Regions from separate parts of the Homo sapiens genome. Here region 2 is linked to region 1. A link is an interaction called in ENCODE POLR2A ChIA-PET data of the cell type or tissue named here. Cell type or tissue: HepG2. All regions are shown on one strand.

The links. ChIA-PET counts read pairs that join two places held together with the same protein. Peaks named below come from ENCODE experiments on the same cell type or tissue, not always from the same donor. Only the 100,000 strongest peaks of a DNase experiment are listed, where the experiment ranks them.
Region 2: POLR2A ChIA-PET joins it to region 1 with 5 read pairs; 6 of 35 experiments call an interaction of 5 or more read pairs at or near these places.

Annotation. Positions count from the first base shown.
Region 1 is chr11:3,884,860-3,888,859 of GRCh38, reverse strand. All of the region lies in intron 1 of STIM1 (stromal interaction molecule 1), which reads right to left. Among named protein-coding and RNA genes, the nearest start is that of PPIAP40, 6.7 kb to the left of the region's middle. In HepG2, no CTCF peak of the experiment used is centred here; a DNase peak (open chromatin) is centred at 1,679.
Region 2 is chr11:3,980,624-3,984,623 of GRCh38, reverse strand. All of the region lies in intron 2 of STIM1 (stromal interaction molecule 1), which reads right to left. Among named protein-coding and RNA genes, the nearest start is that of PPIAP40, 89 kb to the right of the region's middle. In HepG2, no CTCF peak of the experiment used is centred here; no DNase peak of the experiment used is centred here.

The DNA.
Region 1 (4,000 bases):
TACACGGCGGCCGGGCATGGTGGCTAACACCTGTAATCCCAGCACTTTGGGAAGCCGACACGGGCGGATCACTTGAGGTCAGGAGTTCAAGACCAGCCTGGCCAACATGGTGAAACCCCGTCTCTACTAAAAATACAAAAAGTCAGCTGGGTATGGTGGTGCACACCTGTAATCCCAGGTGGTGTGCACCTGTAATCTCCAGGCTTAGGCAGGAAAATCCCTTGAATCTGGGAGGTGGAGGCTGCAGTGAGCAGAAAGCACACCACTGCACACTAGCCTGGGCAACAGAGGGAGACTCTGTCTCAAAAATTCAAAAAAAAAGACTATATGGCAATGTTCCAAACTATACAGCCTCTCTACTTAAAACCTGGGTTATAATATTAAACTGACCACCCACCCTCACATTTCCTATACTGCCCCCTGAAAGAAAAGGGAAGTGCTTCTTCCTTTCAGTGCTGCTTGTTCAGAAAAGCTGATGTCCTGGAAAATGGCTGAGCACCTATCCTGGCAAATAGGATCTAGCAAAAGCTTGAACCCCATAAAAGCATCTCAATCATTCACCTTGCTGGCCTCCAAGGCTGAAAATAGCCCCAAATGAAAAACAAGCTATGTGAATACTTATCTAGTTTCATAGCAGAGACCTTAAGCTAGCTGAAGAGGACAAACCCCTCACTCCTTAACTCAAGCAGACCTAAAAGCCTCACCTGTTTCTGGCCCCATAGCAGCTGGCATAGCTCTGGCACCTCCCAGGCTTCATCTTTCAAAAACAGAAATGGAACAAGTGCAGAACAGGGAAGAGCCTTCTGCAGTCAGCCCAGCACTGCTTGAGGGGTGGTGGGGAGATAAAAAGATTCCTGGACACAGATGTCCTATTTTTTTTTTTTTTTTTTGAGACAGAGTCTCACTCTGTCACCCAGGCTGGAGTGCAGTGGTGCGATCTCCACTCATTGCAACCTCCGTGCCTCCCGGGTTGAAGCGATTCTCCTGCCTCAGCCTCTCAAGTAGCTGGGACTACAGGTGCATGCCACCACGTCCGGCTAATTTTTTGTATTTTTAGTAGAGGCAGGGTTTCACCATGTTAGCCAGGATGGTCTCAATCTCCTGACCTCGTGATCCGCCCGTCTCGGCCTCCCAAAGTGCTAGGATTACTGGTGTGAGCCATTGCGCCTGGCCACAGATGCCCTATTCTTTCATCAAATCTGAAAACGAAATGAAAGGCCCTAAAGCAGCCATACCCCAAAAGTAGCATTCTGTACCTCCGCTTCATCTTCTGGCAATAACCTTAACAGGTTTCTCTAACCAGGCCCTGTCTCAATGCCTTTTTAAAGGTAGGTTTACCTAATCCCAAGACAGAGTCAGTAGGTCGGCACTCTGATATATCAAATCCATCTCTGTCTATTACATACCTTGACCCATGCCATTACAGTCCATTGTTTCCAGGTTCACCTCTCACAATATATTAAGCACTTCTAGATGTATGGCCCAGGTTTCATAATGCCCATGTTTCCAGTTTTGCCCAGTGCAAGGCCAGGCTGAGAACAGATGCTTAAAGGTTTATTTGTTGCAGGGCAAAAGTGAGCAGGTACAGAAACAGGGAAGGAAGTATAAGGACAAGAATGTATCCTGCTTTACTCTCCCTAGAGGCCCTCACCCAGTGCATGCTGCCCTCTGGACCTAGACTCAGGCTGGGTTTCCCAAGCCTCCTCTCTTATTACCAAACTCACAGCCCTCTACCTCCTCTGACTGTGTACAATACTAGTCCCTGGACCCTTTTCATCCTAGATGTTTGTTTCACCTCTGGATATATTTGGAAACTCCTTGAGTATATGGCCCGTCTCTCTTCTTTTTTTTTTTCTTTGAGACAGAGTCTTGCTCTGTCGCCAGGCTGGAGTGCAGTGGTGCGATCTCGGCTCACTGCAACCTCCGCCTCCTGAGTGAAAAGTGATTCTACTGCCTCAGCCTCCTGAGTAGCTAGGATTACAGGCACCCGCCACCACACCTGGCTAATTTTTTGTATTTTAGTAAAGACGGGGTTTCACCATGTTATCCAGGATGATCTCGATCTCCTGACCTCGTAATCCGCCCGCCTCGGCCTCCCAAAGTGCTGGAATTACAGGCATGAGCCACCGCACCCGGCCAAATAAGACCTTTTTTTTTTTTTTTTTTTTTTTTGACACAGAGTCTCGCTCTGTCACCCAGGCTGGAGTGAGGTGGCGTGATGTCTGCTCACTGCAAGCTCCACTTCCCAGGTTCACGCCATTCTCCTGCCTCAGCCTCCCGAGTAGCTGGGACTACAGGTGCCTGCCACCACACCCGGCTAATTTCTTGTATTTTTAGTAGAGACAGGGTTTCACCATGTTATCCAGGGTGGTCTCGATCTCCTGACCTCGTGATCTGCCTGCCTTGGCCTCCCAAAGTGCTGGGATGACAGGCGTGAGCCACCGCGCCCAGCCAAGTCTCTCTTCTTATAGCACAAAATACAATACCAGCCTCAAGGAATTATACCAGTAGCTATTTACAGAGTTAAAAAAAAAATCAACTTCCCTCAAGTTTTTAATTGCTCATGTGTGAAAAGGTGAAAAGAATGTCTCACCAGATTGCTCCTCCCTCTTAGGTTATCCGTCTTTCTCTATTTTATCATTGGGTTCCCAGTGAATTTTCTATAAAGAATTCAAGCCAAATGGTTTAGCACCTATATTTGGCCTATAATGTGTGATATTCAAGATATCATCGGAGATAACAATTCATTCTTTATATCCCACATCCCTCAGACTATGGGAAATGACTCACCCATGCCAATCCTTAATCAAAGGCAGGAAAAGTCCCCTTGAGCCAAAGCAGGACAATGCTATATCCTCAACACCTTCATTGATGGGCCCTTGCCTACGATCATGCTCAAACTCACATCGAAAACTGGAATGGGGCCACGCACAGTGGCTCACGCCTGTAATCCCAACACTTACAGAGGCTGAGGCGGGAGGACTGCTTGAGCCCAGGAGTTTGACACCAGCGTGGGCAACACAGTAAGACTTTGTCTACACAAAAAATAGAGAAATTAGCCAGGTGTGGTTGCTCATGCCTGCAGTCCCAGCTACTCAGCAGGCTGACGTGAGAGAATCACTTGAGCCAAGGAGGTCAAGGCTACAGTGAGCCATGATTGTGCCACCATATTTCAGCCTCCTATACAACAGAGCGAGTCCCTGTCTCAAAAATAAAATGATAAAATAAATAAAATAAAATAAAATAAAACTGGAATGTGTCCACCTTTGTGAGCTGAAGTACCGGGAGAAGACTTCCAATCAGAAAAGAAAATTATAATTATCTACAATTGTGTTAAACCAATAGTTCTCAGCAAACTCAAATTATGTATGTTTGGCAGAGCACTATGGGTCATGCCTGTAATCCCAAACTTTGGGAGGCCAAGGCAGGCAGATCACTTGAGCCCAGGGGTTCAAGACCAGCCTAGGCAACATGGCAAAACCCTGTCTCTACAAAAAATAATAATAATAATACAAAAATTGGCCAGGCTAGCACACGTCTATAGCCCCAGCTACTTGGGAGGCTGAAGTGGAAGGATTGGTTGAGCCCGGGAGGTCAAGGCTGCAGTGAGCCATGACTGCACCACTGCACTCCAGTCTAGATGACAGAGTGAGATACTGTCTCAAAAAAAAAAAAATTATCTATGTTTATATTGAAATATAATTCACATGACATATAATTAATCCTCTTAGATTTTATAATTCAGTGATTTTTAATATATCTATAAGGTTGTCCCATCATCACCACAATCTAATTTTTCAGAATATTTTCATTACCCCAAAAAGAAACCCCATATCCATTAGAAGTAACTTCTCATTACCCTCTCCCCCCACACCCTGGCAACCACTAATCTACTTTCTGTCTCTATAGATTTGCCTATTCTGGACATTTCATGTAAATGGAATCATACAATATGTAGCCTTTTCACTTAGCATAATGTTTTCAAGGTTTATCCATGTTG
Region 2 (4,000 bases), 96 kb before region 1:
AGGACTGAATGTATGAGCTGGGCCAAATAACTTGAACTCAATGGAAGTTGCGGCCTATAAACTGATGAGCCACTCCTGGTAGGTGAATTCTACAGCCACCCTATAAGTACTTACAAGGAAGAATGGGAACAGGACATTTCTTTAGCCTAAGGAGCAGGTTTCACTTGAAAAATTATGTCATTCATGGTGTCAGCTATCTCTGTTCTGTCCAAAGGGCCTGAGCAGACTTCAATCCATGCTTTGCCTGAATTAAGAGCAGGGGGTCAGAATGTTCCATGAAGTAGGAGACAAGATGATGACTGCACCAGGATACAGGCAGAGAACTAGAAAGAAAAAAGGCAGAGCAGTGCCTCCAAACTGAAGTCAAAGAAGAATTACTGTAGCAAAAAATATATATACCAGAAACCAATGCTGAAGTAAATTTGCATATAGTAAATTTTTTTAAGAAAGGAGAAAGAGGCTGGACACGGTTGCTCACACCTGTAGTCCCAGTACTTTAGGAGGCCAAGGCGGGCGGATCACTTGAGGTCAGGAGTTCGAGATCAGCCTGACCAACATATGAAACCCCGTCTCTACTCAAAATACAAAAATTAGCCGGGCATGCTGGCATATGCCTGTAATCCCAGCTACTCGCGAGGCTGAGGCAGGAGAATCGCTTGAATCCAGGAGGCGGAGGTTGCAGTGAGCCGAGACTGTGCCACTGTACTCCAGCCTGAGCAACAAGAGGAAACTCCATCTAAAAAAAAAAAAGAAAGGAGAAAGAGGAGGAGGAGGAGCAGAAAGAGAAAAAGCAGCAGCAGCAGTAGCTCCAGGCTGTCAAAGCTGTGTGCAGGGAATGCAAAGAAAAGTTATGTTCAGAATTGGGTCCAGGGACCAAAAGGAGAGCTCTGCTTCTCAGGTGCCGGTATGGCCTCTGGGAGTGATATAGCAGCCATGGGAATCAGAGAGAGGCCCTGAGCACAAGGTTAATCAAGGAAAAATAAAACTAGAGCCACTTGGCTGGCTGTCTTTGACAACTCCTCACATGTAATGTCACATAGTAGGGGTCAAGAAATTGATTCAGGCCCCTGGTATATGGGTAAGAGGGAATTGCCACCAGGGTTGTCCCACAGATTCTTTGACATCTTAACTTCCCCAGAAGCAGTACTAACTACAAAAAAGGAAAAGGAAGGAATAAAAAGAGGGAAAGAGGGAGAAATTCTCCAAAAGAGAATGCTCCAGGACTCTTCAGTCTGACATTCTCAAAAGTCATCTATACCTCCCCAGGAACTGAGGCAACCTCGCTGTCAGTTAGCTAACCACGGATCTGCTTCCAGCAACCATGGTACTTCAGACTTCAAAGCACCACTGCATCTCTATCAAAGTTGGAGGCAGGGGAAATGGAGATAGAGGCAGGGCATGGTGGCTTACACTTGTAATCCCAACACTTTGGGAGGCCAAGGCAGGCCGATTACTGGAAACCAGGAGTTGGAGACCAGCCTGGCCAACACAGAGAAACCCCTTCTCTACTAAAAACACAAAAACATTAGCCAGGCGTGGTGGTGCATGCCTGTAGCCCCAGCTACTCAGGAGGCTGAGGCATGAGAATCACTTGACCCTAGGAGATGGAGGCTGCAGTGAGCAGAGATCACGCCACTGCACTCCAGCCTGGGTGACAGAGCAAGACCCTGTCTCAAAAAAAATAAAAATTAAAAATGGAGATAGAAATCAACATGACTTTCAAAGTGCTTTTCTACAGGGCCCTAAGGATTGTTATGGGCTGGGCTACAGAAAGGCAAGCGAAAGGTGACCACCACTCCAACCAATGCGGTGACACTTTTTTAAAAAACATATTTATTGAGATTTAATTCACATACTAATTGTAGTATAAAACCCCATAGTTTTTAGTATATTCACAGAAGTATACAACTATCACCACAATCTAATTTTAGAACATTATCATCAGCCTGAGGCACATCTGAGTTACAATAACCTCAAAAATGGTTAACAATGAGCTAATTCAGTCTCTTTCCTTATGGGTTATACAGAAAAAAATTACTGTCTGTCTCAGAGATTTCTTGTAAGGATTATATGAGACAGCATATGCAAGAGTACACAGCACAAGCCTAGTACATCATAGCAATGGTAGTACGAGTTAAAGAAGTAGAAATACTGCTACTATAAACTAGACCATAGGCTGGGTACTTGATATACATGATTTCATTTCATCTTTGCCATAATCTTTCAAGGTAGGAATTACTGACTAATTTGACGGTAAGGAAATGAAAGTTCACAGAGTTTAAGAAAATTTTCCAGGCTGGGTGCGTTGGCTCATGTTTACGATCCCAGGATTTTGGGAGGCTGAGGTGGGCAGAGATTGCTTGAGCCCAGGAGTTTTGAGACCAGCCTGGGTAACATGGCGAAACCCCGTCTCTACAAAAAATACAAAAATTAACTGGGCATAGTGGCGTGCACCTGTAGTCCCAGCTACTCAGGAGGCTGTAGTTGGAAGATTGCTTGAGCCCAGGAGTTTGAGGCTGCAGTAAGCTATGAGCATGCCACTGCACTCCAGGCTGGGTGACAGAGCAAGACTCTATTTCAAAACAAAAAAGAAAGAAAAGAAAAGAAAAAAGAAACAAAAAGAAAAGAAAGAGACAGAGAGAGAGAGAAACTTTCCAAAGTCAAACAACTAATAATTGGCAAAAGTATACCTGAAACTATCTTTCTTGCTTTATAAGTACATACTTTTGCTCTACTACATAGCCTTTGGGCATTCTCAGTGTTTTCCTTTTTTTCTTCACTTGTGCTCCTATAGTATGTGTTATTCTTAAAGTCTTTCCTATCATTTTAAGTACAGTAATCTTACCTCCATCCAGATTCTGCACATGATTCATAACATAGGGCAGAAGGGTAGGGAAGAAGGTCACAGAGGAGGTCAGACGTATAGGTCATATACTAACATATCTAGAGCCCAGACTATAGCAACTCCAGAAAAACAACCCAACACTGACTTCAGCTTTTATCCTGACAGGGAACTCACAAGTCCAAAGCACTCTGTCCCCAGTACCATTGACCAGCCCACTCTGTACTCCTCCTTTGCACTAGAGAAACTATTTAAAGGGCATAAAACAATAAGATAGTATCTTTGTTTTCGAATTCAAAATTCAAAAATAACGTCAACTCAGCACCCTTAAGAGAAAGGTCCTGAACCAAACACAATGTTATGAGAAACAGCAATGAATAAAACCTAGTTCATGACCCCTAAAGGAACTCAAAATCTGGTAGGACAGTTAAGGATGGACCCAATTACAATACAGAACAGAGCAACATGACAAACATAAGGTTCATGCCAAGTACTCTCGAACATGAGAAAGGATTACTTCCCACTGTAGGAGAACAAACAAGATTTCTCGGATTGGCTGGGCGTGGTGGCTCACGCCTATAATCCCAGCGCTTTGGGAGCCCGAGGCAGATGGATCACAAGGTCAGGAGTTCAAGACCAGCTTGGCCAACATGATGAAAGAGAGCCTGAGGCAGAAGAATCATCGGAACCTGGGAGGCAGAGGTTGCAGTGAGCCGAGATCACACCACTGCACTCCAGCCTGGGCGACAGAACAAGACTCCGTCTCCAAAAAATATATATATATTTCTTGGATGAAGCAACATTTAATCTAGGCCAGTAGTTCTCAACAAGGGGCAGTTTGAAAATTGACAACTGACAATAGTAACTGGCAATATTTTTGGTTGTCAAACTGGAAGGGGGAAGGGGAAAGGTTTGCTACTGGCATCCAGTATGTAGAGGCTAGGAATGCTACTAAACATCCTACAATGTACAAGACAGCTCCCCACAACAAAGAACTATCTGGCCCAAAATATCAATAATGCTGAGGTTCCGAAACCCTGATCTAGGCCTTGGTGGACAAATGAAATTTCTTTTTCCTTTTGTTTCTATTTGTTTTTTTTTGTTGTTGTTGTTGTTGTTGTTTTGTTCCAGGCATTGCACTGAAATGTGTGGGTTTTT